3 separate regions of the Homo sapiens genome follow, and all the other regions are linked to region 3. Evidence: chromatin loops called from intact Hi-C (ENCODE). Cell type or tissue: mammary epithelial cell. All regions are shown on one strand. Links, peaks and the distances in the headings refer to the core of each region. The heading gives the core; the rest is flanking DNA.

Region 1 (10,567 bases), core at 2,885-7,884, 72 kb after region 3:
CAAATGGCAGATAACCCCATAAAATTCAAGGCAGGCTTCACCATCATCATTCAATCATGCAACAGACCCTTTCAAAAAGCTCTTTATCATCAAGAATATTCCTACTTCTGATATTAGATGTGTTGTTGAAGCATTATCTTTCAGAGTCAACCTCCAGCCCAACTTCAAGCATGCCATATTTTACAGACAGCCTATGGCAGATTGGAATCCAAAGAATGGCTTTACATTGGGTCTGTTCTAGAATGGGGGACCTTCTCCATGACTGACTAGACCACAAGACAAGCTGTAGAAGTTGTACAATCATGGCACCGGGTTCTACTCTCACACTGAACTTTACTCAGTGAGGCTCTTGCCACATGAAATGTTTTGCTACTAAGGAAATATTTTGTTCCTTAAAGTTCTCAGAGAGAATTATTCTGAGGCAAAGACTCATATAATCATAAGATATAAGTACACTGATAATTTTCTTATGTCCGTGTTGATCCAAACAATAAAACTTAAAAATGTGTTTGAATATTTTTTTCCAGCAAGATTTAAGTAATTAGTATTTTGGAAACTATTCTTTGGCTAGTCTTTCAGAAAATAACTGACTGTTGTTAATTCTTTCTCTGACTTTTAACCACTGAGCCATTTGTTCAAGGTTGTTAGCTGAATGAATGTGAAATATTCCATTTGGAAAGGTCAAGGTTAAAACAGAATTCAGTCTCAGGTCTATTTGGCTCTAGTGTATAATTATCTGTTCCTATTTTTTCCTAATTCCTGCCAAAAGAAGCAAGAAAAAAGTGACATTCTGTTTATCTTAGTTATATTCAGAGAATGGTGAGTTAAGAATGTATCCAGTGTAGCTGACACCAAGCAGAGAATCACTCAGAACAAGGCCTGCCACACAGTAGGTGCTCTCACTATTTGATATTGAAATGACTTAGTGAAACCAAATTTGGTGACACACATGGCATCAGGGCCCCCAGCCCCAGAGTGTGCCGTCTGCTGCTTAGCCACTCTGTTCTCACACATGAGCTTATTTTTACATGCACACATTTTTAAAAAAATGTTTTCATCTATAATTTTAATATCCAGCCAAGTGTGCATAATGTTTAATGACATCCTATTAACAAAGAAACACTTTTAGATGATCCACAGGGAAGTAACAACTGCTGCTTTCCTCCCCAGCACCTGATACAAGGTTTCTTGGCAGGGGGTGAATTGGATGACAGCCCTTACTTACTTTCAATGTCCACAGACTGAGTTCCATGAGGCAAATGTCTTTTTCTGCAGCCTAATCCTCAAAACGATGGATGTGCTAGCTTTAAGTGTGGTTGAAACAAGGCATCACCATGGATGATGTGAACTGACAGGCCCTGTTCTGCCTAAAACCATCTCTACCTCTGATCTGTTGCTCGTGATCTGAAGACTCCTTATCAGAGGTTTTGCCTTTGTGTTAAACACTGCCCTCTCCCCTAGAACCAGTTTAATTTGCCGTGAGATAGAAGAACTCAGAGTCTGTAAGAGGAATGGATGTCTTGAGATAGGGAGAGGTCCCTGGAGGAAGGGTTAGAGGAGTGAGAAGTGTGGAGGTTATGATGCTGTTTTTAACTTGTTATCAATGAAATTTTAAAAGGTTAAGGTTGAAAAATAAAAGCTTTGCAGTAGATAGTCTCCAGCTTAATTCCCAGCTCCACTTCTTACTAGCTGTGTAACTTATGCCAGTCACTTAACATTCCTGATCCTGTTTCCTCATTTGTAAAATGGAGATTTATAATACTACCTGTACTCGTGACCTAGCTCTGCCATAACAAATTATTACAAACTTACTGGCTTAAAACTGTAGAAATTTATTCTCTCACATTTTTGAAGGACAGAAGTCCAAAATCAAGAAGTTGGCAGGATTGGTTTCTTCTGAAAGCTCTGAGGGAAAATCCATTCCACGCTTCACTCCTGGCTTCTGGTGGTTAATGGCAACCCTTGACTTTTCTTGGCTTGCAACAACATACTTTCAATCTCTGCTTCCATCTTCACATGACCTTATTTCTCTGTGTCTCAAATCTCTCTCCTTCCTCTTATTAAGACACCAGTCATTGGATTTAGAGCCCACCATAGTCCAGGATGATCTCATCTTGAAATCCTTTACTTAATTACATCTGCAAAGACCCTTTTTCCAAATAAAGTCATGTTCACTGGTACTGGGGGTTAGGAATTGGACTATCATTTTGGAGGGACACTATTCAACTCACTACACTACCATATATGGTTATTGTCAAGAGTCCGTGATGTAATATATTAAAGACCTTAGCATTATCTGAGTACACTAAGAACTAAATAAAAGATCACTATAATTGCAAATATGTAAATCTTCCTTACTTACAAGCTTATACGGGAATAAAGACTTATTCCAACAAAAGTACTGTGTTTTAAGTGTTTACATACCAACATTTTAGTATCTGTTCTCACAGTATTTGTTATATGGATGCATATTTGTTGATTTTGTACTGGATTCTAAGGTGTTTTACAAATATTATTAACTCTTTAATATCTGTTGAGTACAAAAGCTGAAAAAGTTAAAAGTGATAGTAAAGAGAATTGTAAGATTACTAAAGATCACTAAAACAGAGATTAAAAAGAAAGATGAGATTTATGGTCTGAACAAGATGGTAGAGACCTACCTCTATTCCTTTCTCCCTGCTAAGTATAACTATAAATCCTGAAACTAACTCAAGAGACAACCAGAGAAATGCTCTGAAAGGTGGAAGAGGGACTACAGGACTGGAGGAACATCATCGTGGCAGGGCATCTTATGAACTATCACCCAACAGAAGAAAGCCAAGAAGGACACACAGAGGTGGCACTTCCCCAATCTCTAACCTATTAAGAGAAAGGGCAGCTAATGTAAGCTCATTTGTCCCCCAGATGGAAGAGGAGTCCCAACAACAACATTATGCATACCTAGCAGGACCAGCAAGGGGAATCAATCAGAAGCCACACTGAAAATAAGCGACCATCCTGACCAGAAGTGACCATAAGCACTCTACAACCTCACTCACCCAGTGACACCACACCACTACTGGCATTGGCAAAGGGGATTATGACATAGCAAGTGCTAGCTGGGAAAGCATTCTCGTTTCCCACTGGCCTTGAGGCTCCTCTCTGCCCCTTAGAGATACCACGTATGTTGAGGGTTGTGTGGGGAAGTGGAGGGATTGACAAGTGAGATTATGCCACAATAAGTGTGTGGCCTGGGAGGCGCTCTCCATTTCCCACAGACAGTGAGGAAGACTGCCACGAGATGCACCCAGTCTGGGAAGCCTATTTGTTCTTGCTGGCTTAAGACTCATTGCTCCCACTCAGAGACACTCAGAGGAGCCCTACCACAATAAGCACCCAACTACAGAGGCACTCTTCATCCTCCACAGACAGGAGGAGGCTTCTATAACAAGCATCAGGAAATGCCATTCATCTCTGAAGCAAAGAGGCTCCCTTTCTTTACCTTCAAGCTCCAGGCAGCTTGGCCTGAGCAAGCTTCTTCAGCACTCTCAAACAACATAAGCAGGGATCAGTGGGACCCCAGTGGGAAGAGATGAACCAAACGGACAAAAATAGTGCCATAAAGGCTCTGAAATGATATTGTCATTGGAATCACAGCCCAAAAAGTAGGCCAGGACTTGCATGTTAAATCTAAACAGGGTGAGTGCCTGCTAAAATTAAAAAGTTAGGTGGAACCCAAAGTCTTCTAATGTAATAGCCAAAATGTCTGAGACACAATTGAAAGTCATTCTACATTAGGAAGCAGGAAAATCACAACTTGAATGAATGAAAAAAAAAAGACATTTAAATGATGTCAACAGTGAGATGAATCATATGTTCAAAATATGTGACAAGAGTCTTAAAGCAATAATCATACAAATGATTAAACAAGCAATTACAAGTTATTTGAAACAAATGAAAAATAAAGTCTCAGCAAAGAAACAAGTTATAAAAATAACTAAATGGAAATTAAGAGCTGAAAATTATTATAATAAGAGAAATAATTCACTGAATGGGCTCAATAGTACAGTGGAAATGACAAAAGATAACATCAATGAGATTGAGGGCATATTAATAGAATTTGCCCAATCTTAACAAGAGGGAAATTAACTGAAAAAATTTAACAAACCTTCAAGGACCTGTGGGACAATAACAATATATCCAGTTTTCATGTCATCAGAGCTCCAAAAGGAGAAGATAAAAGAGTGGAGCCAAAAGAGTATTTGAAGAAATAATGATTGAAAATTAACCAAATTAAGCAAAAGATAAACGCACAAATTCAAGAAACTGAGTAAATCCCAAGCACAACAAACAACAACAATCAAAGCTAAGAAATATCAGAATTAAACTTATGAATTAAAAACAAAGAAAAACTCTGGAAATCAATCAGAAAGAAGCAATACATTTCCTATAGAGAAACACCAATTCAAATGACAGCAGATTTCTGACAACATGGAGGGAAAAATGAAATGACACCTTTTTCAAGTACTGAAAAAGAAATTGTCAATCACAAAATCTATGTCTGGCAAAACTATCCTTCAGGAATGAAGGGGAAAAAAGATATTCTCAGACAAAGGAAGATTAAAGGGATCTGTCACTAGCAGACTTACCGTTAAAAAAGATATTCTCAGACAAAGGAAGATTAAAGGGATCTGTCACTAGCAGACTTACCGTTAAAAAAAAGGTAAAGAGGGGGAGGTGGGGCAAGGTGGCCAAATAGAAGCCGCCAGCCATAATCCCCCCAACAAGAATGCCAAATGAAACAACTATCTACACAATAAAAAGCACCTTCATAAGAACCAAAAATCAGGTGAATGATCACAGTACCTGGTTTTACCATTATATTAAGGAGAGAGGCACTAAAAAGGGTAGGAAAGACAATCTTGAATTGCCAATGCCACTCCTTCCCGATCCCCTAGCAGGAGCTCTGTAGCACAGAGAAAGAATCTGTGTACTTGGGGGAGGGAGAGCACAGTGATTGTGAGAATTTGCATTGCAATTCAATGCTGCCCTGTAACAGCAGAAAGCAAGAAGGGGCAGAACTCAACTTGCACACACAAAGAGAGCATATAGACCAGTCCTGGCCAGAGGCAAATTGCCCATTCCAGTGGTTGGAGCACAAGTTCTAGCAAGCCTCACCACCACAGGCTAAAGTGGTCTATAATCCCAAATACACTTGAAAGGCAGGTTAGGCCACAAGGACTGCAATTCTTAGGCAAGTTTTGATTCTGTCCTGTGCTGAGAGCCAGTGGACTTGGGGTGCATGTGACCTAGTGAGACACCAGCTAGGGTGGCCAAGGGAGTGCTTGTGCCACCCCTTCCCTAGCCCCAGGCAGTATGGCTCACAGCTCCAGGAGAGACTCCTTCCTGCCATTTGAGGAGAGGGGAGAGTAAAGAGGACTTTGCCTTGCGTCTGGGACACCAGCTCAGCACAGTAGTATAGGGCATCAGTCAGAGTTGTGAGGACCCCATTCCAGGCCCTAGGTCTCTAGACACACCTTGGGCCAGAAAGGAGTCTATTGACTTGAAGGGAAGGCTGTGAATAATCAGCAGTGTTAGCCAGGCACTACTTGCTGTGGGCCTTGGGTGAGACTCAGAGCCACGCTGGCATCAGGTGTGATCAAGCACATTCACAGCTGTGGTGGCTATGAGGGGAGACCCCTCCTGCTTGAGGAAAGGAGAGCGAAGAGTAAAGTAAACTTTGTCTTGCAGGTTGGGTAACAGCTCAGCTGCAGTGGGGTAGAGCACCAAGTGGGTTCGTGGAGTCCCTAGTTCCAGGTCTTGGCCCTGGACAGCATTTCTTCACCTGTCCTGGGCCATAGGGGAGACAACTGCTCTGAAGGGAGAGACCCAGGCTTGGCAGCACTCACCACAAGCTGACTGAAGAAGCCTTGGGCCTTGAGTGAACATTGGTGCTAATCAGGCAATACTTAACCATGGGTCTGGGGTGGTGGTGGCCATGGGGAGAGACCCCTCTGCTTGAGGAAAAGGGAGGAGAGAGTGGGACAAACTTTGTCTTGCAGGTTGGGTGCCAGCTCAACCACAGTAGAATAGAGCTCCAGGTAGATTCCTAAGGTTCCTGACTCTAGGCCCTGGTTCACAGATGGTGTCTCTGGACCCACCCAGAGCTGGAGAGAACTGGCAGCCCTGAAGGGAAGGACACAAGCCTGGCTGGATTTGCCACCTGCTGATTGTAAAGCCCTTGAGCCTTGCGTAAAATAGGAAGTAGCCAAACAATGGTCACTCTGGGACTTGGGTGAAACCCAGTGCTGTGCTGCCTTTGGGTCTAACCCAGCCCAGTCCCTGCTATCGTATCCACAAGAGTGCTTGTGTCACACCTCCCCCAGCTCCAGGCAGCTCAGTACAGAGAGGCTCCATTTGTTTGAAGGAAAGTAAGGGAAGAGAACAAGAGTCTCTGCCTGGTAATACAGGCACTACTCCCAGATCTTACCCAAGACCACCAAGGTTATACCTCTATGAGTCTGTGACAGCCACAGCATTACTGAACTTGAGGTGCCCCCTAATGCAGATGTGGCTGCAGTGACCAAAGACTTAGATCTCCAACACCCAAGTCCCTTCAAATACCTGGAAAGCCTTCCCAAGAGGGATGGGTAAAAACAAGCCCAGACTGCAAAGACAGGAATAAATACCCAACTCTTCAATACCCAGTCACTGATGGACACCCAAAAGCATGAAGACCCTCCAGGAAAACATGGCTTCATCAGCTCATCTAAATAAGGCACTAGTCACCAATCATGGAGAAACAAAGATATGTGACCTTTCAGAGAGAGAATTTAAAATAGCTGCTTTGAAGAAGCTAAATGAAATCAAAGATAACACAGAGAAGGTATTCAGAATCTTGTGAGATAAATTTAACAAAGAGATTGAAATTATTAAAAAGACTGAAGTAGAAATTCTGGAGCTGAAATTGGCAATTGACATCCTGAAGAATGCATCAGAGTCTCTCAACAGCAGAATTCATCGAGCAGAAGAAAGAATTAGCGAACCTGAAGACAGGCTATTTGAAAATACAGTCAGAGGAGACAAAAGAAAAAGGAATAAAAAAGAATGCAGCATGCCTATGAGATCTAGAAAATAGTCTCAAAAGGGCAAATCTAAGAGTTATTGGCCTTAAAGAGGAGGTAGAGAGAGAGAGATGGGGCAGAAAGTTTATTCAAAAAGATAATAATGGAGAACTTCCCAAACCTAGAGAATAATATCAATATCCAAGTAGAAGAAGGTTGTAGAGCAGATTTAACTCAAAAAAGACTACCTTAAGACATTGACTGAAAGGTCAGGATAAAGAATCGATTTTAAAAGGATCAAGAGAAAAGAAACAAATAACATATAATGGAGCTTCAATACATCTGGCAGCAGATTTCTCAGTGGAAACCTTACAGGCCAAAAGAGAGTGGCATGACATACTTAAAGTGCTGGAGGAAAAAACTTTTATTCTAGAAAAGTATATCTGGGAAAATATCCTTCAAACATGAAGGAGAAATAAAGACTTTCTCAGACAAATGAAAGATAGGGGATTTCATCAATACCAGACTTGTCCTACAAGAAATGCTCGAGGGAGCTATTCAATCTAAAAGAAGAGGACATTAATGTGCAATAAGAAATCATCTGAAGGCTCACACCTGTAATCCCAGCACTTTGGGAGGCTGAGGTGGGTGGATCATGAGGTCAGGAGTTCAAGACCAGCCTGGCCAACATGGTGAAACCCCGTCTTTACTAAAAATACAAAAATTAGCCAGGCGTGGTGGCAGGCGCCTGTAATCCCAGCTACTCAGGAGGCTGAGGCAGACAATTGCTTGAACCCGGGAGGCGGAGGTTGCAGTGAGCCGAGATCTCACCACTGCACTCCAACCTGGGTGACAGAGCAGGACTCCGTCTCAGAAAAAAAAAAGAAATAACACCACACATTTACAACCATCTGATCTTTGACAAACCTGAAAAAAACAAGAAATGGGGAAAGGATTCCCTATTTAATAAATGGTGCTGGGAAAACTGGCTAGCCATATGTAGAAAGCTGAAACTGGATCCCTTCCTTACACCTTATACAAAAATTAATTCAAGAAGGATTAAAGACCTAAATGTTAGACCTAAAACCATAAAAACTCTAGAGAAAAACCTAGGCAATACCATTCAGTACCTAGGCATGGGCAAGGACTTCATGACTAAAACACCAAAAGCAACGGCAACAAAAGCCAAAATAGACAAATGGGATCTAATTAAACTAAAGAGCTTCTGCACAGCAAAAGAAACTACCATCAGAGTGAACAAGCAACCTACAGAATGGGAGACAATTTTTGCAATCTAGCCACCTGACAAAGGGGTAATATCCAGAATCTACAAAGAACTTATACAAATTTACAAGAAAACAACAACCCCATCAAAAAATGGGCAAAGGATATGAACAGACACTTCTCAAAAGAAGACATGCATGCAGCCAACAGACACATGAAAAAATGCTCATCATCACTGGTCATCAGAGAAATGCAAATCAAAACCACAATGAGATACCATCTCATGCAAGTTAGAATGGTGATCATTAAAAAGTCAGGAAACAACAGATGTTGGAGAGGATGTGGAGAAATAGGAACGCTTTTACACTGTTGGTGAGAGTGTAAATTAGTTCAACCATTGTAGAAGACAGTGTGGCGATTCCTCAAGGATCTAGAACTAGAAATACCATTTGACCCAGTGATCCCATTACTGGGTATATACCCAACAGATTATAAATGCTACTGTAAGGACATGCACACATATGTTTATTGAGGCACAATTTACAATAGTGAAGACTTGGAACCAGCTCAAATGTCCATCAATGATAGACTAAGATTAAGAAAATTTGGCACATATACACCATGGAATACTATGCAACCATAAAAAAGGATGAGTTCATGTCCTTTGCAGGGAAATGGATGAAGCTGGAAACCATCTTTCTCAGCAAACTATCACAAGGACAGAAAACCAAACACCACATGTTCTCACTGTTAGGTGGTAATGGAACAATGAGAATACTTGGACACAGGGCGGGGAACATCACACACTGGGGCCTGTTGGGGGCTGGGGGGCTGGGGGAGGGATAGCATTAGGAGAAATACCTAATGTAAATGATGAGTTGATGGGTACAGCAAACCAACATGGCACATGTATACCCATGTAACAAACCTGTACATTGTGCACGTGTGCCCTAGAACTTAAAGTATAATAATAAAAAAAGAAAATGCTCAAAAAAATGGACTATACATGTAGCGACTTTGATTAATCTCTAGAGAATTAATACTAACTTGGAAAAAAGCAAATCCTAAGTGGTTACATACTGTATGATTCTAGTTATATAACATTTTGAAAAGACAAACTTTTAGAAAAAGAGAACAAATTAGTTGTCGCCAGGGTTCAGGAATTGGTGATGGGACATAAGGTGGTAGATGTGTCTATATAATGGCAACAGGATAGAGCTGTGTGCTGATGGAACTGTTCTGTATCTGGACTGTATCAATATCAATATCTTGCTTGTAATATTTCATTATGGTTTTGCAAAATGTTAGCATTAGAGGAAACTGGGTAAAGAATACATGGGATCTCTCTGTATTATTTCTTATAACTGCATGTACATCTACAAGTATCTCAAAATAAAAAGTTAAAATTTAAAAAGATGTAAGACAGTGACCATCGCACATGCAAATGGAATGAATTGCAAGAACATTTCTCCAAGCCAAAGAGTGAATCTTGTTACATACTGTGAAAAGTGCCTTGCTTGTGCAGTCAACAGTAAGCTAAAAAGAGGAAGAAATGATTGATGAAATATAGGAATGTTTGCCCACTTGGAGTTATCTACATCACTGTGAGTATGGGGTAGTTTGATGGTAGTTAGGAAAAAAGCCAGGGTTCAGTTTTGAATCTTGGAGACCTACCTGAGGGAATCATATAGCAAGGACTTGTTCCAGTCTGCATTACGTCAAAGGAACTGGTGGGCAGTGATGTGAGTGTGAACTCTGGATGCTAAGATCCCCATACATTTCTGCGGAGCCCACTAACAATAAGGTTACCAACCTTAATAGTTTTCCACATTGATGAAATCTGGGGAAAAGCTGCCTGAGAGAATATATTCTAGCAGGTAGAGAAGAGGTGATTAAATTAAAGGTTAGAAGGACCACCTCACACTCCTGTTTGGTGGAAATGTTTCTGGGGACTTCAAATACAAACCTACATGGTTTATTCACTTTGGACTAATACACAATTATCCATAGGAACAGTCTTCCGGGTCCTTGCCCACTTAAGAACAGTTTCTCTGCTTCATAGATTTAGAGACATGATTCCCTACGAGGTTTTCTTCTAAGCCAACCACAAAATGACAATCTTTACAATCCTCAAATTCTCCAACTTTAGTTAGCACTCAAGAGAGTCAGTTGGCTGTAGAGAGAGAAAGTGAGAGCCTTCCTGGGAAAAAAAAAAAGCCCCAAATGACAAGAGAGCTTTCCAGAATGAGAAACCATAGTTGGAACATGGGTTTGGGCTCAATCCAGGCCTCTGATGATGT
Region 2 (10,567 bases), core at 3,965-8,964, 60 kb after region 3:
TAGTAAATTCAGAATTCTTGATCCATCTACTCAGCTGCCATCTCCCTGATGATCAATCAGTGAGCAGCCAGTTTCTGAGTGCCTGTTACATGTCAGGCACTGTACATATAGCAGTTGAAGATAGGAAAGAAGAAAAGAAGGAAGAGAAGGAAGGAAAGAAGGAAGGAAGGAAGGGAGGCAGGCAAATGAATAAAGGACAAAGAATGAGCTCCTAAAGGCGTTTATAGCCTTCTATAATTCTATCTATAGGTAATATGAGAATTATCTCAAAAAACATTTAAACTTAAGCATGGGTTAAGGCCAGTTTATTTGTGTTTCCAAAAGCTCCCCAGATGATTCTAATGCATAACTTTAGTTAAGAATAACATCTAAAATAATTGCCTCCAAAAACTGAGGTACAGATTCCTCTTTCTCATATAACTTACTGGTGCTTAGAGTACCTATAAATACTCAGAAGCAGGCAGCAGAAAGACATTTGGCTAAACGAGTACAGGAAACATCGTGGGACTCTTGTCAGTTAATAGGAAGACAAGGTAGGCAAGAAGCATTCAGTGTCTAGGTCCAACAACAAGGTAAGATTAAGGGATCAGGTTTCAACAGGACTATAGAAAGCAAGGAGGGTCTTGAGTTCTGACTACAAGAGGAGTTGAGCAAGATTCCTTTGCAAGAACCAACACAGGGACCTTAGCTTCACAACTTGAGCTAAAGGAGATGGCAATTAGGCAAGAGGCCAGGTATCAAAGCCAAGTACATAGGGAAAGCAGAATTTGCACACTGGGCTTTCTAAATGTACTCTAGATGCAAGATTGGTTCTAGGAGGTGCAAAATGGAGCTGGGAATGGTGTGGCAGGGAAGAAGGCTTTCAGGGACCCTGGAGATGAGTGTGAAAGACACAAAAAGAGGAAACAGACAAATCACCAAGCTTTTAAAAGTAAGTGTTGATCACTCAAAACACTTTTAAAAAACTGTGGCATGGGTGAGAAACCATAGTAGTATGTTTTTAGTTCACTGTAAAGAACCATGATTACCTGAAAATTAGATCTTGATTTGCTTTTGTTGTCTTAATTTTAAATATTACAAAGCACTTTCTAGTCTAATCTGACTTCCTGCAAGAAATAAATTTTTAAAAATTATTTTCTTAAATAAATCCCCTGATCTTAGTTTTTTCTTCTCATTTGTCTTTTTTACCTAAATTTAATTTGTTGTTATAGTTAAACAGGATCCACTTTATTAAGATTTTACTACATATACATTTATTCTCAATTGAAAATCATACACCAGGCTCTACAAAAGTTTCAAACAGGATGCTGCATAACATTTACTTGAAAAATAGTATAAATTTAGTTAATTAGTAAAAAAATTTTCAGAATGTTATGACTTCGTACAGAAGGGTATGGAGTAGCATACTTTCAGGGATATTTCATGTTTACTTCACAGAGCACCTGGATACACCAGAGCTACTTTCTGACAAATTGATCGATTGATCCAATAAAATCAGGATGGCAGAGCAACTTTGTGGATGTAATGTTCAAACTCTGAGCATTTCCTTAACAGCAATTCTTTCTGAAGGAAATAATCAACTCAATTTTTCTAGTTCTGTGCCCAATGGTGTCATGGATAAAACTTCTATAGCAGCTAATCCTGCATAAATAGCAGCCAACTGTGTGTATTGGAGACACATTACCTTATTTGTATAGTAATAGATGTCTAAACCACTTTAGACTAGACTTTCATTTGAAAGGTGCACAAAAGGTATTTTTTTCATTTAATAAACATTTACTGAGCACCTCTTATGGGCCAAGCCCTATGCAAGCTACTGAGGAAACAAAGACAAGTTAGACCCAAATTCTGCTCTTGAGAAGTACTCAAACTAGTGAATCATACGCATAAATCATTGACTGCAATATATCAGAATGAATATAATGTTAGAGGAACAAACTATTGTTTGTGTGCAACTATGAGCAAACTATTATTTATCCTTGTAGTGGAAATAGAGGATGAGGGTAGAGAGTCAAGGACACAACAGAGAGAAAGTGATATTTGAATTGGTACTTGAAAAGTGAGCAGGAATTTTCCAGAGGTAAAAAAGAGTGAGAGGGAAAATGTTTCCTTTTTTAAAGGCTTGTAAAACTGCCTTTAAGATGGCTTCTTGTATTCAGGGAGTAGGAGAACTGAGGAGGTGGATTACTTGATGAGGTCAAGAATGGACTCAATGGCATTTCCACAAAGAAAAACCTTAGCTGCCTCTTCCCTCCTAGGTGTCTTTGTTTTGTTTACCACTCTATTTCAATGAATCACCAGCTGGATGAAACCCAAGCAACCTTGGCAGATGAGGACTTGTTTTACCTATACTGGACTTCAAGGACTCTCTTTAGCTGACTCTTTGCAATATACGATTCTCATTGTCAGAGAATCTACATGCTCTGAACTTTTGAGCCTATCCTGTCCCATGTTTCTGGAATGAACTCTTGAAAGGCATGCTTATTAAATTCAAAGAATGTGGTAGGTTGGGTTTAGCAAATGTATGGAATGACAGATTCTGGGCACAAGAGTAATTCAGGCTAAAATTATGGCACAGATCCAGTGGGAGAAAAGGTAATAAAAACTGTGTAGAGTTCTTGAATTTGGGTTCATAAGACTAACTTCTAGAATGAGGATAGAGGATGAATAGGATCAAGTGTGGAATGACATAGGTTTCCATGATCTCTAAGCTCAGTGTACACAGATAGGGAGAATCTTCTAAAATTAGCTGACAAACCCTAAGTTATCACAATTCCATCCCATTTCAGGACAATCAGACCATCCCTGAAGTGTTGTGCTCCCTTCTGGAAAGCGTCCCTTAAAGATGTGGACGAAATGGAGTATGCCCAGAAGAAGAAATGGGATGATAAGAGATTTGAGAAACCACATCACAAGATAAAAAATTGAAGACCAGAGAAATCAAGGTAAAGAGGATAGGCCATTAATTATCTTCAACTAAGAAAAGTATGTACATATATAATGTATTTAATCTCCCTATGATACCATTTCAGAAGATTGATTTTGAAAAGACATTTGAGTGTATGTTGAGATCTCTTTCTGTATTCTTTAGGCTGTCTACAAATTCATTGGTTTAGCCCTGTGCAATTACCACACTATTTTATTATTATTTAAATATTGCATTATTTCACATTATCGCCTCTATTGGTTTTGTGCTTATACCAATTAGTATCAATATTTTAGTGGTTATCTTAGAAATTACAAACTTTTTTTTTTTTTTTTGAGATGGTGTCTCACTCTGTCTCCCAGGCTGGAGTGCAGTGGCGTGATCTCGGCTCACTGCAACCTGCGTCCCCTGGGTTCAAGCAATTCTCCTGCCTCAGCTTCCTGAGTAGCTGGGATTACAGACATGCACCACCACGCCTGACTAATTTTTGTATTTTTAGTAGAGACGGGGTTTCACCATGTTGGCCTAGCTGGTTTCAAACTCCTGACCTCAAGTGATCCCCCCGCCTCGGCCTCCCAAAGCGCTGGGATTTACAGGCATGAGCTACAGCCTGTAGTTCTCCTTGAAGAGATCCTTCACATCCCTTGTTAGCTGTATTCCTAGGTATTTTATTCTCTTTGTAGCAATTGTGAATGGGAGTTCATTCATGATTTAGCTCACTGCTTGCCTATTGGTGGTGTGAAGAAATGTTTGTGATTTTTGCACATTGATTTTGTATCCTGAGAATTTGCTGAAGTTACTTATCAGTTCCAGAAGTTTTTGGGCTGAGACGATGGGGTTTTCTAAATACAGAATCTTGTATTCTGCAAACAGAGATATCTGGACTTCCTCTCTTCTAAAACTGTATACATTCACACCTACCTTCCCAACCATGATCTTAGACATCTGTTACATCTGGACAGGTAAAGCATAGAACTATACACCCCCAGTGGCTTCTCTCTTTGCTCCATTGGGGGAGGGGTGGTTGAAATGGCCCTAGAGTTAAGCAGTAGGTTGGTCCTGAGCCTGGCCAAAATTGTAAAGTGGATAGTGTTCATCTTCTGTGCCTTTCTCCCCTCTATGTCCCCCTCTATCTCTGTCAATCTTCACTCAAGGAAGGAGCTCTCCTTGATTCTTCACTACCATCTCTCTACATCTAAGCCTGCACTGGCTCTTCCTATGCAGGTGCAAACCATCACGCATAGTATTAGATAAGTGTTCATAAGACCAGAAGCATCAGCATCACCTGGGAACTAGTTAAATCTGTGAAGTCACATTCAGAACTACCAAATCAGAAACTCTAAGGTTGGGGACCTTGTCATTTGTATTCTATTAAGCCTTTTAGGTGATTTTAGTGGAGGATGAAGTTTGAGAATCACTGCTTTAGAATCATTAGTCATCCTGAACTATAGATGATATCAGATTTTAGCATCTCCCCATCTGACTTATTATAGGTCTATTTGTGTTTTCCAGCTACCAGTACTGCCTGCATAATTTGCTAGCTCAGTGCAAAATGAAAATGTGGGGCCTCTTGTTTTAAAAGAAGGAAAATAGTGTCAGTAAAAGTATACAGAGGCCTTTTCCTTTCTTACCCATCTCTCTTGACTTGTCACAGTGTTTTTTTATTTGTAATTTACTATCATTCTGATTAAAGAAAAATGAAAGGTTTTAAGTTACTAGCATAAATTTTACCATTCCTCTTTATATTGTGTAATATCAGTTTGAATTGCAAATATTAGAGTATTTAACCCATATGCAGAATCACAAAACTTCACAGTTTGTATTTTGTGGAAGGTGCTTTGAGTTGGCCCGAAGAGACAGACACAAACCAGGTTCAGGAAGTTGCAAGGAGAAAAAGAGGATCCCTCAAGACAGAGCAAGTTGACAGCAGTCTCAACATGGGACACTCATAGGAAAAGTGCAGACTCTCCCAGACACCTGGGGCCTCTGCCTGCTACATGGGGTATACTCACTTGGGCCTGATAGTCAACAGGTTCCTCCTCCCCCAAGCTGCTTAACCAACACTCCAACAGAGAAGTGGAGCCTGGGGAATTCCAGCAAGTATTCTTCCCATGGTCTGCTGCCCCAATCCACAACAGATGGATGACCTCTACAGATCTTTAAACCTCCATGCCAGGACACAGTCAGTACATAGATCAGGGGTGGGCAAGGGGATTGCCCTCACTAAGACACACAATTGCCTACCAGATATGACATGGTACTACCAGTCTAAGGGCAGGGACAGCCATTGCCATGCCCATCCAGGGATTCCACAGAGTGAAAGCACACAACCCTGCCTTCCCCACACTCATACCCATGCCCTTGTCAGGGACAAAGAGTATCAGCTGTTGGGGCTGAGGGCAGGGACAGCCACTGCCATGCCCATCCAGGGATTCCACAGAGTGAAAGCACACAACCCTGCTTTCCCCACACTCATACCCATGCCCTTGACAGGGACAAAGAGTATCAGCTGTTGGGGCTCAGGTAAGGTGCGACATGGGGTATCAGGGGCAGGGGAGCATATGGCTGAGAAGCTGTCTCAGGTTGGGGGCAGGAGGCAAGACCTTCCTTGAGTTGAGGCTCCAAGCTTCTTGCATATTCCCCGTTGTCCATTCAGACATCATTTACAAAACACAAATTCCAAAATACAATTATTAAGAATTTGAAGATGGTGACCAGGTAGCATTAAGCTCCCAGATCAGGGCTCTTCTAAGCATAGGGTCCTGTGTAACTATACTGCTCACATGCCCATGAAGCCAGTCCTGCCAGCTACTCCTGAAATGGGTAGGATAAAACCTGACCAGATCAATGGCATACCTATCCAGACTCCACACTGCCTTAGGAATAGAGTGGATCTCCTCAACTAGTTTTAAAAAAACCTTCAGAATCTAACCCCTGATCATTTCTTCAATCTCATCTTTACCTAGTACCCCCTCTGCAACTATAGATTTTAGCCAAACTGAACTTACTAGCAGTTGCTTTAATCCACAAAGCTCTTTCTCAACTGCCTGTTGCTTCTGCTTCTGCCTGGAATGCTTTTCGCTTTCACTACCACCACCTGCACCTCCACCTTCCCCTACTTTTTCTCCTACTCTATCTTTCAGGTGAATACTCTAGATGCATCTGGCATCCTGTGTGGTACTGTACCATAATGCATTCAACCCAAGTGTGGGAATTAAAGTTGCCTGTTTACCTGCCTGTCCCCACAATAGCTATAAACTCCAAGAAGGAAGAGCTGGTGTCTTGTTCACTATATCTTCAGTGCTTGACAGAGTATTGGCAAGAGTAGGAAACAGTGACACTAATTAAATGGATGACTGGTCCAAGCTGTAAGACTCAGTGTGCTTTCACTGAAACAACCGCCTGTCAAAGTATCTTATGACTAAATGCTGTAATCTTTTATTCTCTGAGTCACACACAGAACTACTTCCTTTTTTGAGATTGTTTTTGTATCTGTCATATAGTTTTAAGTGGTTGAAGTTTATAGGACTTTCTTCAGATGAGATGCAATCTCTTCTTGCTTCAGTAGAATTTATACCTTAAAGATTTTTTAATCTTTCCTATTCTTCACTTGCTTCAAAAGTATTTATGATAACCGCAAGTGGTGGTGACCCCAGAATTATGATCTGAAATGCCTTTGGATCATCAGCACAGGATTTTGCAAGTAAGGCTGTGCATAGGTCAGGGCTCTCCAGGCAGGTCAGCATGCTTAAAGTCTTTAGGCTTAGAAGCCCTTAAAATATAAAAATAAATAAAATGAACATCAGTTACATTTTCTCTCACTGTGTACTCAGACATAAAAACCTCTCATTTTCTAAGAACCCTAAAGAGACAACTTGGGATTCACCTGAATCATTTGTCGTTGGCTCCTAAGAGATAGATAAAAATTAGGCGATAGCACAGCACGTGGAGGGAAGGAAATTCAGATGTCTTTGCTGCCCATTCCCTTCAGAGTGGGGCTCCACTTTGTCACAGTGTTCAGAGGTCAGAATCCAGAGCCCCAGCAAGAGCTCAAACATGCAGCGGCCCTCTGAGCTTTCTACCACCCAGCATTCATATTGACTTGGCTTTGAGGCTAACAATGGAAAGCTAGAGTTAGATTTGTCAAACTGTGCCTTGTATAAATTTGCTTGGTGTCTGAAGGCTGTTTTGAAAGTATATTTAGGCTTCTGGTACTCTTGTGAAATTAATTGTTTAAAAATAGCTTGTTTGGTGGGTATAACTTCTGAAATAATTCACTTTTTTAAAGTAACACTGTAATTTTTACTCAGTGGCAATGTGTTTGTTCTAAAGTACACATAGTTTATAATGGAAAGTAAGCCATGATCATGTGACTCTTCTGGAGAAAGAAGAGGTATTATATTTGCTTCACTTGACCCAGAGGTGCACAACCACAAGGACAGAAAAACATTTTGTAACTTCTATAGCTACTTTTTACTTCACTTGTCTAACATTTATTTAATTATTCATATTTTTCAATTTCTCTTCCTACCTATAACAGTAACTATGGATCACAAACTGTGTGCACATTTATTCTGTAACAGTATAACAAAATGGTTAAAAACACACCCAGCATCGGGAGCCAGAGTGCCTGGATTCAAATCTGAACCCCAGCTGGCTCACTTGCTATGAGACCTTGGGCTTCTCTGAGCCTCAGTTTCCTCATCTATAAAAAGGGGATAATAATACTGCCCACCCCACAGAGTTTTTGTGTGGTGCTATTACATGGGTCAATATGTTTCTTTATATTTAGCACTATAGATGTATTAGATAGGAATCACATTAGCAAGATGGCAGACTAGACGTTTTTATTATTATCTTTCCACAGAAGCATAGACAAGGGTTGATAACCACTCATGGATGACAGCACCTTTATGAGAGTCCAGTTGTATACTGGAGAAGTTCCGGCACAACATTGGAGCAAAAAATTTGAAAGTACATGCATTGAAGATGGTTAAAAAGAAGAGTTTCACTTTACTTCCATCACCTCTCCCTCAAGGCAGCATACCTCAGTGCCCAGACAGATCCCCCAGGTCCACAATTCCTTTGGACTGTGAGAACATAGTGAGTGCTCAGCTTCCACAGGCATTCAGGATGCTGCCCAAGAGGGCAACATTTTTTCTTGTCTGACATAGAATACTGACGTGATCGGCATAGCTGAGTGGTTGGGAGAGGCTGAGAACAGGGAATAGAGGCAGAGACTCACAGAAATTAGGGCCTGATGTCACCTGATGTCAACAAAGGGCCACAGATCCTACCAACCACTTCACAGACTTCATCAGGAAGCCTGCCCATGAGGTGCTGAAGACTCCCTGCCTGATGACCTCCCCACCAATTGACCCATAGGCACCTCCAGTGCTCTATATTTCTCACCTCCTGCAACCCATGACTGGCTCCCTATGCACACTCCCACAGAAGGCAAATGTCAGCCTCTGTGGATAGCTCAAGAGCATGAATGGTTAGCTGGCCTGACTCCGTGGGACTGGAGGAAGGCGCATGAACTTGAGCATTTCAGGGCACCACTCTAAGGAAAAAAAAAAACAGGAGGCTGTCAGCACCTGACCTTTGTGGGATCAAGAGAAAGCACACAAACTTAAGAATTTTCTCCTAAGAGGGAGCAAGAAGGTAGTTCTGTTTTAAGTTCTTTGAGAAATCTCCAAACTGCTTTCCGCAGTGGCTGAACTAATTTACATTCCCACCTGCAGTGTATAAGTGTTCCCTTTTCTCCACAACATTGCCAGCATCTGTTATTGTTTGATTTTTTGGTAATAACTATTTGGACTGGTGTGAGATGGCATCTCATTGTGGTTTCCATTTGCATTTCTTAAATGATTAGTGATGTTGAGCATTTTTTCATATGCTTGTTGGCCATATGTATGTCTTCTTATGAAAAGTGTCTGTTTGTGTCCTTTGCCCACTTTTTAATGGGGTTGTTTTTTTGCTTGTTAATTGTTTAAGTTCCTTATAGATTCTGGATATTAGATCTTTGTCATATGCATAGTTTGCAAATATTTTTTCCCATCCTGTGGGTTGTCTACTCTGTTGATAGTTTCTTTTGCTGTGCAGAAGCTTTGCAGTTTAATTCATTCTACTGTAAAGACATCTGCATTTGTATGTTTATTGAAGCAATATTCACACTAGCAAAGACATGGAATCAACCTAAATGCCCACCAATAGTAGACTTGATTATGAAAATTGGATACATATACACCATGGAAGACCATGCAGGCACAAAAAAGAACAAGATCATGTCCTTTGCAGCAACATGAATGGAGCTGGAGGCCATTTTCCTAAGCAAACTAACACAAGAACAGAAAACCAAATACCACATGTTCTCACTTATAAGTGGAAGCTAAACATTGAGTACATATGGACACAAAGAAGAGAATAGATACTGGGGCCTGCTTGAGAGTGGACGGTGGGAGGAGGGTGAGGATTGAAAAGCTACCTACTGAATACTACGCTTATTATCTGAGTGATGAAATAATCTATACACCTAACCCCCGTAACGTGCAATTTACCTGTATAACAAGCCTGCACATACTCCTGAACCTAAAATAAAAGTTAACAAAAACTGAATTATTATATAATCTGGCAATCTCATTGCTGGATATATTTTTACTCTGCATAATTCAATGGAAATGCCATCAGTATACTGAAGAGATATTTTCACCCCTATGTTAATTGCAGCCTTATTCACAATAGCCAAGATAATGGAATCAACCTCAATGTCCATCAACAGATGAAAGGATAAAGAAAATGTGGTATATTTACACAGTGGAATACTATTCAGCCATAATAAGGAATAAAATCTTGTCATTTGTGGCAACATTTATAAACCTGGTGGACATTAAGTGAAATAAACCAGGCATAGAAAGACAAATACCACATAAGATCACTCATATGTGAAATTTAAAAAGTTGTTCACATAGAAGTAGAAAGTACAGTAGTGGTTACCGGATGATGGGGAGGGTAGGGGCCTGGGGTAGATAAGGAGAGTTTGGTGAATGGGTACAAAGCTACAATTATATAGGTGGAATATGTTTTGGTGTTCTATTGCATAGTAGGCTGACTATAGTTAACAATAATGTATTGTATATTTCAAGATAGCTAGAAAAGAAGTATTTGAATGTTCTCATCACAAAGAAATGACAAATATTTAAGGTGATGGATGTGCTAATTACCCTGATTTGATCATTAAACAATGTATACATGTATCAAAATATCACATTGTATCCCACAAATATGTACAATTATTATGTGCCAATCATAAATAAAAATAATGTTGAAATCATAGTATAAAAAATAAAATACATATGTATATGAGGAATATATATATAATTTTTTTTTTTTTTTTAGATGGAGTCTTGCTCTGTCGCCCAGGCTGGAGGGCAGTGGCGCGATCTTGGCTCACTGCAAATTCCGCCTCCCAACTTCCCGCCATTCTCCTGCCTCAGCCTCCCGAGTAGCTGGGACTACAGGCGCCCGCCACCACACCCGGCTAATTTTTTTGTATTTTTTAGTAGAGATGGGCTTTCACCGTGTTAGCCAGGATGGTCTCGATCTCCTGACCTCGTGATCCGCCCACCTCAGCCTCCCCAA
Region 3 (10,567 bases), core at 2,288-7,287:
CCATATGCAAGGGAACCCCAGTTGCCCTCCTAGAAGCAACAGGCATATCCCCAAAACCCAAACCTCTCTTTCCTCCCAGAGTCCTTGGTTGGATCTCAAGGCAGATCTCCGTGCAGCACAAGGCCAAGTCCAGCCCCTCCAGTCACTCTCCAACTAGGCCTCTCCAATCCATCAGCCCTCATATCTCTTCTACTTAGTGCTGAAAGTAAAAGGCCAAGCTCTGGATTTAGTCCAAACTTACTGCCTAAAAAATTAAATGTGAGGTCCATGATTTGGGCTCAGCATTGACATAAAAAACAACATTCATGATAAAGCAGTCTCTAGTCCTGTTACCTTTATCATTCCCTGAAAATCCCACATAGGAAATGGTCTGGCTCTTAGCCCTGAAAGCAGGCTTTAGTGAGTCCCTAAAGCTGTAAATGTGAAATGGAGGGAAAAGGGGAGAAGGAGGGAGCAGAGTCTATAGAGGGTTACTTCTTCATCATCTTCCAAAGAAGCACATGGAGAAAATAGGTCTCTACTAATGTGGACAGCAAGAGATTTAAGAATTTAGGTCAGGCGACACCAGATTAGGGAGACCAAGGGTGTGTCTGTGTGTGGGTAGGGGGATAGGTATGGGTGTGCATATGTTGGAAAGAGCTCTGGAATATTAGTCAAAAACCTACCATGACTGGCTATATAGGCTTGATCTAGTCATTTCATCTCTCTGGCCTCAGTTTCCACATTCTTTACAAGGGGACAATACCTGCCCCAGCAACTTCAAAATTAAATGGAGTAACTCACCTGCAAGCTTAAAACATACTGGCATTTCCACAAATAAATGTGAGGCAACATCACCAGGAAATCTCTGGAAATAAGTGACTGACTAAATGAAAAGAAGCTCTGAAAAATGAAAATTAATTTAATTCAGTTGAAACAGTAGTAACATGAACAAGTATTTACTGAGCACTTACTGTGTATCAGGCATTTTTCTAAGTGCTGTACAAACATTACCTTATTTAATATGCACAACAAACCGACAAGGCAAAGACTATTATCATTTCCATGTTACATATTAAGAAACTGAGGCATAGAGAGATTAAGTAACTTGTCTAATATCTCACAGCTAATGAGTAGTAGAATCAATATCTGAACCGAGGCTTCCAGAGCTGGAACTGTGCTAAACTGTTTCTTCACAGGTGCTTAAGCCATCTGCAAGTATTATAGGAGTGGAGCACTAGCTAATAATAATAATAATGACAATTATTATTTTTACATGGTATATTTAGTGCTAGGCACTTCCTTCATTTTCTCATTGACATGCTAGCAAAAGACGTAATGTAGCAAAGTACATTATTCTTGGGGGTTTGTATCTGGCTCTGCCACTTACTAATCTGTAAAATGAAGATAATGTTAGTACTACTTCATATAGTTGTGATGAATTCGGTGAGTTATTATTTATAAAGCCCTTAGGATAACGCCTAGGATACAGTCAATCCTATGTGTGTTCATTAAATACATAAACAAATGCTAAATACATAATTGATAATTATATATATGATCAACTTACATTCATGCTTTGCTTTGTATGTTCTCTAAGAAGAAGCAGTGTGTATGGAGCTGATTACAGCCAGCTCTGTAGTTCATAGGTTGGCTAGAAGCTAGATGCTCAGCTTCACAATCCCCTCTCCTTTTCCCTCCCCACAGGCTGTGCTGTGGCTGCTGCTCCTTTGTCCCCTCCAGGGCTCTGTACCAGAGACTGCTGCCCTCCTCTCTCTCACCTGTTCTCCAAACTATGTAAAAGCAGCCACCATCAGCTCAACCTTCATCTAGGGGCTGCCTGTCCCTTGCCAGTATCCACCTCTGCTCTGAATCAGGAGAGCCCATGACAGGCTGAAGAGGCAGCAGAGTATGTTGGAAATGACTGGGGCAGTGTCTTCAATCAGCTAGGTTTTAGGAAAGGGTAAAAGAAAATAAATCACAAAAGATGCTACCTCCATCAATCTGGCATGGGGGCTAGGGAGACAGTGGTCAGGGAGATGGGGAGAAACAAAGGAAGACAGGAGGTACCACCAAAGCCATAAGGGACCAGAGGAAAATCACCCCCAAATGTTTCCCCAACCCCCTCCTGAACATACACATGCATCAGTCCTTCATGTAGAGGTCTGTGTTGTCTCCAAATCCCCCACCTGAAAATGAAGGGAACACCCAGGTTTCCCTGGAGAATCATCAGCTGAGGCCGTGTCTACACTCAGGGCTTGCCAAGAATATTCCCACAAAGCACAGCTCTCAAAAGCCTCTTCCAGTATATGTTCCCCAACGTATCCACTGAAGGGTAATAAAAGGGAAAGTGAAGGCTCTGACAAAATATTCATTAAAAGAAAATTTTACCTGCATGTGCGTGAACACACAATCCACACCCTATCACCACCAAAACTCAATTGACAGCCCAGATGTGAACCTTTAAAAGATGCTCCCCAACTGCTCACCCTCACTGTTGCCCCCACAGATGAGCTCTGGTGAATTTAACTTCCATCTTTCTACTTGAGACTCCCTTCTAGAGCTTTGTACCCCACCACTGAGAAGGAGCCTTCCTGCTTCCCAAGGACTGCCCTCCACCTGGAACTGCTTTCCCTAAATTGTTCCTGCCCCAGAACTTTCCATCATACCCAGTTTCAGTGAGGTGCGCCAGTCTATCCCACTGGGATTCATCCCACTGGGCCCTCAGCCAGGTTCTTCCTGCTCCATAAGATGATGACTAATTACCAAATGAAACAATTTAGGGAAAATCTGATACAGCCTATTGAGTTCCCCTTCCAGAGGCCCTGTATTTTCAATGGAGCCTCTGGAAGCTCCAGCATTTCATCTCAAGGAATATCTCAAGGGATAACTGGGATGGATTTCTGCTATGCATGTCATGTCACTGGAGTTCAAGTTTCCGGCCCTGTTCACTCACAGGCCCAACTTTGTGTATCTTTTGTGATTTGTTTCCTTTTGATTTCTCTTAAGGCTGGGCTCACAGAAGGCATCTTCCATCCTGATGTTCTACGGTATAGTGAATGGCAGGATTTGCTTTGTTCGTTGTTTGTCGTTCATATAAAGATAGAAGTTGCATTTCATATAGTCAGAGAATGAACTGCATACTCTTTTTTATTCCACTATTTTTGTTGGTGGTAGTAGAAAGGGTTCTTTTCTTCCTTCTCAGTATTGAATCTTATCTTGATCACTAACCAACTACGTGACTTCACTTCCACAAACTTCAGTTTCCTCATCTGCTAAGTGGAAATTTAGAATACCCATCTTATTCGATGGGAGAGGATTAAATAGATGCCTGCTACACAGTAGGTGCTTAATAAATAGTTGTCATATCCTGAGCCTTTAATGTCATGCCTGGCCCTTGTTGATATTCCATAATGCTTGATACATAAGGAATCCAGTGTTGGTGATGAAGATTTGTCTGACACTCATTAAAGTCATGGGCAGTATGCCAGCCTGCTTCTCACAAATAAAGTGTCTATACTGCCCTCAAGAACATGAATACTGGCCGGGCACAGTGGCTCACGCCTGTAATCTCAGCACTTTGGGAGGCCGAGGCAGGCGGATCATGAGGTCAGGAGATCAAGACCATCCTGGCTAACACAGTGAAACCCCGTCTCTACTAAAAATACAAAAAAAAAAAAAAATTAGCCGGGCGTGGTGGCGGGCTCCTGTAGTCCCAGCTACTCGGGAGGCTGAGGCAGGAGAATGGCGTGAACCTGGGAGGCGGAGCTTGCAGTGAGCCGAGATCGTGCCACTGCACTCCAGCCTGGGCGACAGAGCGAGACTCCATCTCAAAAAAAAAAAAAAAAAAAAAAGAACATGGATACTGTTCTATTCTCTAATGAGGGCATATTGTCCAGAGCCAGAGATAGGAACTAGAGTATTTCTCTGCCCTGATTTCCAGGAAAGGTGAACAACAACAGGGCTAATTATCTGGAGCTAAAGAAGAATTCTTTAGGATTTACAGGCAGAAGATTCATCTTGAAAAGACCTATTTCCATAATAGATTTTGCTTTATAAATGCCTTTTCAAAGGTTGCTATTTGACAGGAAAAGCTTTCAGCTTTCTTCTTCTTTTTTTTTCAGGCTTGTGACCTCTCACCTACTTTGAATGATTCACTCAGTCTATTCACTGCCCAGGAATGTTGGCTTTGGCAAAGAACCACAAGTCTCTTAAAATAAACACAACTGGGCTTTCATCTCATAGCGATCGCTGCTGGCTGCATATTTCACACACTGTATGGCAGGATATGTTAAATTAAAATCATAATCTCCCCAGTGAAATCTAGGGCCTGGTTAAGCCACTCGAGAATTACTCATGCATTAACTTCCAATGAAGAATATGAGTAATATCTTCAGCCATTAACTCTCCCAGGTAGTGGTCTCATCCTCTCCCAATTATCCTAACCCACAGTAAATTAAACCCATCCAGAAGAATGTCATTTGGAAAGGAAGAAGTCAATGCCAATGCTGTTTCAAATATGTAGGTCCTGGAGAGGTGAGCTTGAACTACCTTGTCAGTTCTCTCAATCATATCTCAAAGTTTAACTTAAATTTTGCTAAATCAATACACCCAATCCATATGGATTAACAATATGCTCAACATTGTGTTAAATGTTTTGAGTAGTTCAAAGAATATATGACACTGAGCCTTTAGCAGCTTAAGGTCTTCTAGGTGACGAACAAGATTAACACATCGAGAAAATAGTAACAGAGGCCAGGTACAAGACAGTGGTAAAGTGGAGAAAGCAAAGGCTTTTCTCAAGTGAGGTTCAGGGCCTGACTTCTCTCAACTGTGACTGCAGGGTAAATCTTTGGGCTTACATAGTATCTCAGTCCTAACTTTTAAAATGGAGGATGTTATACTAACTGGATTGACTTCACAGAGTAGTTGTAATGTTTAAATAAAATAAAGAAGATAAAATTGCAATGTACAATACCACTTTTTATAGCCTGTGATAAAACAAGTGGAACAACTTAAGAAATAAGTCCAAGAAGGTTATTTGTCTTCTGGGGTTGCCTTTAAATGGTAGTGAACAGATAAGACACAGGGCTATAAACTTCTTGAGGACCAAGGCCAAGGCCATTCCTTTTTGACTTTAAATGTTGTTCATACCCTGCTTAGTGTCAGGCACATAGTAAGTGCCTAATATATTTTTGTTAAGTGAATGAATAAATGAATTCTGAAGTGCAGTTAAATTAAATTTGTGTATATTACAGTAACACAAGAGGCCCTCCTTTGGGGCTTCCCAGAGTTTTCTCCTCATTTATATTACCTGAAGAATTTAAGAGAAGTAAAATCCTAATGCTTTACAAGAGCTTTTGCCCTGTGGGCTTTCTTGAGTGATTGCTAACAACGTATCCCTGGACACCACTGAAATGAGCTTTTCTGGGCCCATCCAAAACACAGCCACAGAAAAGTGTTTGTAAGGCCCCCCTGCCCCAAATCCATAATGGGAAGATATTATGAAGAGCCCTTTGTGCTTCAGTTTAGCCCAGTGGCTAAAACAAGACTGAAAATGCACTAAGCTACGAGTGGCTGAAGATATACACCCCACTGTATAAAAACAAAATGAAAGAACAATATCTGTCTGCAAAGAGGCTCATCACCCAGTTCATGGGCACATGCCCCAGGAAGTCACAGAGAGAGGAGCATTGGCCCATCATGCATGAGATTCACTACGTTGCTTCAGAAAACAACAACAACAAAATACTTACAGTATTAAAACTGCTATTTTTCCTTCTCATAAATGAAATCTTCATGAAATGTGGTATTTCCTCTAAACCATGACAAAGGGAAACAGATATACACCATGTAGGAAATGACAGACTTTGGAGAAACAGGAAAACATAAAGTACCTTAGAATGGAATGAATTTCTGATAAGGAAGCATTACCTTCATCAAATGAAACACAAAGCAGCAAGTCTTTTCCCCAGCAACAAGCAAGCTAAAATGTGGGCACTCCCTGGGGTGACATTGTGTTATGATGATCTTGCCCTATGGGAGAGCTCACAGCACAAGCAGGCACTTGTGAATCACACTGTGGTCGGAACAGAGGCTCAGAGAAACATGTTTATCTTCCCCACTTTCCTACTTGTGTGCATCTTGCACCTGTCTCTGTACATATGGGGTTGATTCTTCTCTTGTTTATTGGGTTTGGGGACTTAACATCCCTGTGTGTGTATTTATGTCTTTCCCATTTCTGCAATGAGGTTGTAAGATCAAGATTTTTGTTCTTCATTCTCTAAATTTCTATAGTACTGTTCTACATCTAGTACTATCAATGAAAGTACTGTAAGATAGAGGAATCATCCTATCAGTTTGGATCCCAATAGAAAACAGAATTCAACTCAGAAAGTTCAAATGAAGAAACTTAAAGAGACCACAACTGGGTTATAAGAACAAATAAGAGGCTCCCTCTCCCTCTCCCTCTCCCTTGTCTCCATCTCCCGCTTTCCACGGTCTTCCCCTCTCCCTCCTCTCCATCTCCCGCTTTCCACGGTCTCCCTCTGTTCCCGAGGCTAGACTGTGCTGCCGCGATCTCGGCTCACTGCAACCTCCCTGCCTGATTCTCCTGCCTCAGCCTGCCGAGTGCCTGGGATTGCAGGCACGCGCCACCACGCCTGACTGGTTTTTGTATTTTTTGGTGGAGACGGGGTTTCCCCGTGTTGGCCGGGCTGGTCTCCAGCTCCTGACCTCGAGTGATCTGCCCCCCTCGGCCTCCCCAGGTGCCGGGATTGCAGACGGAGTCTCGCTCACTCAGTGCTCAATGTTGCCCAGGCTGGAGTGCAGTGGCGTGATCTCGGCTGCTACAACCTCCACCTCCCAGCCGCCTGCCTTGGCCTCCCAAAGTGCTGAGATTGAAGCCTCTGACCGGCCGCCACCCCGTCTAGGAAGTGAGGAGTGTCTCTGCCTGGCGGCCCATCGTCTGGGATGTGAGGTGCCCCTCTGCCTGGCCACCCAGTCTGGGAAGTGAGGAGCGCCTCTTCCCAGCCGCCACCCCATCTAGGAAGTGAGGAGCGTCTCTGCCTGGCCGCCCATCTGGGATGTGAGGAGCCCCTCTGCCCGGCGGCCCAGTCTGGGAAGTGAGGAGCGCATCTTCCCGGCCGTCATCCTGTCTAGGAAGTGAGGAGCGTCTCTGCCTGGCCACCCATCATCTGGGATGTGGGGAGTGCCTCTGCCCGGCCGCCCCGTCTGGGATGTGAGGAGAGCCTCTGCCCGGCCGCCCCCTCTGGGAGGTGAGGAGCACCTCTACCCGGCCGCCACCCCGTCTGGGAGGTGAGGAGCACCTCTGCCCGGCCGCCACCCAGTCTGGGAAGTGAGGAGCGCCTCTGCCCAGCCACCTCGTCTGAGAAGTGAGGAGCCCCTCCACCCAGCAGCCGCCCAGTCTGGGAAGTGAGGAGCGTCTCCGCCCGGCCGCCCGGTCTGGGAGGTGGGGAGTGCCCCTGCCCAGCAGCCACCTGGTCTGGGAGGTGGGGGGCGCCCCCCCGGCCACCCCTTCTGGGAGGTGGGGGGCCCCTCTGCCAGGCTGCCACGTCTGGGAAGTGAGGGGCCCCTCTGCCCGGCCGCCACCCCATCTGGGAGGTGTACCCAACAGCTCATTGAGAACGGACCATGATGACGATGGCGGTTTTGTCGAAAAGAAAAGGGGGAAATGTGGGGAAAAGAAAGAGAGATCAGATTGTTACTGTGTCTGTGTAGAAAGAAGTTGACATAGGAGACACCATTTTGTTCTGTACTAAGAAAAATTCTTCTGCCTTGGGATGCTGTTAATCTATAACCTTACCCCCAACCCCGTGCTCTCTGAAACATGTGCTGTGTCCACTCAGGGTTAAATGGCTTAAGGGCGGTGCAAGATGTGCTTTGTTAAACAGATGCTTGAAGGCAGCATGCTCCTTAAGAGTCATCACCACTCCCTAATCTCAAGTACCCAGGGTCACAAACACTGCGGAAGGCCGCAGGGTCCTCTGCCTAGGAAAACCAGAGACCTTTGTTCACATGTTTATCTACTGACCTTCTCTCCACTATTGTCCTATGTCCCTGCCAAATCCCCCTCTCCGAGAAACACCCAAGAATGATCAATAAATACTAAAAAAATTAAAAAAAAAAAAGAACAAATAAGAGGGTTGAGGCACACAGAGACTAGCACAGCAGGAAGCCTTTACCATCTGAAAGCCTGAGGAGAACACAGGAAAAAACAGAGCCCCTTGTAAGCTGTCACATAGAGGAGGGAAGGGGGTGCACAATGGTGCTATAGTCATAGAAGATCTCAGCTGCTGTCTGAGAAGGAAGGGGTGGAAAGAAATACTTCTACCTGTTTTCCTTTTGTCCTATCTCATGCCTGTGCCTCTGTTGATTGAGCTCAACTAAAGGTGTGGTGGTAAGGAAGTCTGGTGATGCAGTCCATGGGGATCCTCCTCCAAGATCACAGAGCAGGACAGAGAAGGGCAAAGAATGGTATGGGACAGGAACGGAGGAGTGGTAACAGAGAATAACCCTCAGACCAGGGAAGACATCAGCACTTAGCCATGCCCACAACAGTGTCCTGAGTGTAGTAGGGCTCAAGAACTATTTATTCTATGGCAGTCCTCAAAGATAAGCAAGACAATATAGAGGGTTGATGGAACACTGCCATCTATGTGCTCTTTGTTGTTGCTTTTAATTTTCTGTGCTAGTAGTTTTCCTAACACTTGTTACCTTATCTAGAACTGTTCTTTGCTATTTATCCTGATTCTCCCCGTCACCTCCCCACCACCACTGAGAATAAACACAGGCAGTGAGACTGTAAACAGGTTGGTTAACCTTCTGGACCCAAGTTCTGTCTCTAACAATGTGGGGTGTGGACCAGATGCCTGCGGCTTTCTTCCAATCATAAAATGAAACATAAATAAATAAATATCAGTCTTTGCTCCTAACATTGTTAGTGGGGGAAAAAGGAAAAAAATAGGAAGGGAGAGATGAAAATAAATGATGCAGAAAGAGTAGGAAGAATAAGCAAGGATAGCTGAAGTAATTGTTGTTGTTTAGAAACTGTAGATTTTTATGGACTTTACGTAGATTTTTAAATCCATGATAATACTTAGTGAAACTCTTCAGCGTGTGTATATAAGTGGTGAGGATGAGGGAGTGCTCAATAAGCAAATTCAAGCCATTAAATTTCAAATCTGCTTTTCGCAGGAATCCAAAACTTTCCCCAAACAGTTAAACTTTCAAAATGGCAAAAGATCAGTTATGGTTTACTGAAGATTTTGTATTCATTACTAATCATATCAACCATTGGCCAAAGAAGCATGGTAGCCTTTACATTTCTGAGCATCTGGAGATGTTTATTTTACAGCTAATAAAGTGAAAGAGAACCACTCCAGCAATTCCTCTCTAGGAGTCAAAAATAGAACAATTGGAGAAAGGGGATTTAAGTATAATTATCTTAAATTCCTTTAAATCACTCCACTATTTGCAGAACATCTTGAAGACACATCTAAGCTTGTTTGTATAACACTGCTAGAATATTACTGTTCTCTTCTATGAGTCCCTGAGTTTTTTTTTTAACATCCTACTGCCAGGGAAATTTGCTGGGCATACATAAGGATTCATCTTGTATTTTCACTGTGCTTGTCTTCCCTAACTCCCAATAGATTATGTTAGGGGACACCTACTAAGAGCCTCCAGAGTATCTGATACTTACCCAATCAAACCATTCCTCTCACTGTATGACAATATTTTGCCCAACTAGTTGACATCTCTATCACACTGTGGGCTCCCTGAGGGTAGGACTGTAGCTGTCTTGCTCACCATTGTGCATAATGCCTGGAACATAGCATAAATGCTGAAATATTTTTTGAATAAGTGGAATACATGAATACTTTTGCCCTCTTTCCCAAAGTATAAGTCCTCCTGAGGTTAGGAATCCTGCTACTCAAAACAGGTTCCCTTTTCTCAAGTCACCAGTTCAAACCTATCAATAAAAAATGAATGTTTTTGTATGACTAACACAGAGGTGCTCACATATCTGCCTATTTGTCCTACTAATATTTATGGGACACTTACTACGTGCAAGGCTTACGCTAGGCACTGGAAATAAGAGTGAGCAAAACCAGATAAGATGTTCGCCCTCATGGAGTATGTATAGAATTTTATGGGAGACAGTTATTAACCAGATAATCACACAAAGAAGCAAAATATTATAATCAGAAATGCAAATTAAACTATTAAACTGGCAAAATTTAGACAGCTAGATAATGCCAAGTGTTGGTATGGATGTGAGGATCCAGGAATTCTTATGTTCTGCTGGTGGGAGTGTAAACTGGTACAGCTATTCTGGAGAAACCTAGAATTATATAGTCAAAGTTACTGTTACTGATGCCCTATAGTCCAGAAATTCCCAAATAACTTATTATATGGGGCCATAAGGATACGAGTAGATGATCAGATTCATATTCATTGCAAATAACTTGTGGTAGTGAAGAATTTGAAGCAAACTAACCTCTAACTAGAAGAGAGGATAGGTGAATGTAGTAGATGCACCCCATGGAGATGCCCCAGTAATTGG

What was found. Peaks named below come from ENCODE experiments on the same cell type or tissue, not always from the same donor. Only the 100,000 strongest peaks of a DNase experiment are listed, where the experiment ranks them.
Region 1: a loop joins it to region 3, with 5 times the contacts of the local background. A loop is called at or near these places in 4 of 110 quality-filtered maps.
Region 2: a loop joins it to region 3, with 3 times the contacts of the local background. A loop is called at or near these places in 4 of 110 quality-filtered maps.

Annotation. Positions count from the first base shown.
Region 1 is chrX:45,428,944-45,439,510 of GRCh38, reverse strand. No RefSeq gene overlaps it. Among named protein-coding and RNA genes, the nearest start is that of LINC01204, 71 kb to the left of the region's middle. In mammary epithelial cell, for the core only: no CTCF peak of the experiment used is centred there; a DNase peak (open chromatin) is centred at 5,110; H3K27ac peaks cover 1,827 bases.
Region 2 is chrX:45,441,993-45,452,559 of GRCh38, reverse strand. No RefSeq gene overlaps it. Among named protein-coding and RNA genes, the nearest start is that of LINC01204, 58 kb to the left of the region's middle. In mammary epithelial cell, for the core only: no CTCF peak of the experiment used is centred there; a DNase peak (open chromatin) is centred at 6,319; H3K27ac peaks cover 766 bases.
Region 3 is chrX:45,500,812-45,511,378 of GRCh38, reverse strand. LINC01204 (long intergenic non-protein coding RNA 1204) reads right to left here and starts at 5,991. Exons shown (of 4, transcript NR_104644.1): 1 at 5,914-5,991; 2 at 784-882. RefSeq lists an enhancer at 3,686-4,885. In mammary epithelial cell, for the core only: no CTCF peak of the experiment used is centred there; DNase peaks (open chromatin) are centred at 4,208 and 6,018; H3K27ac peaks cover 3,063 bases.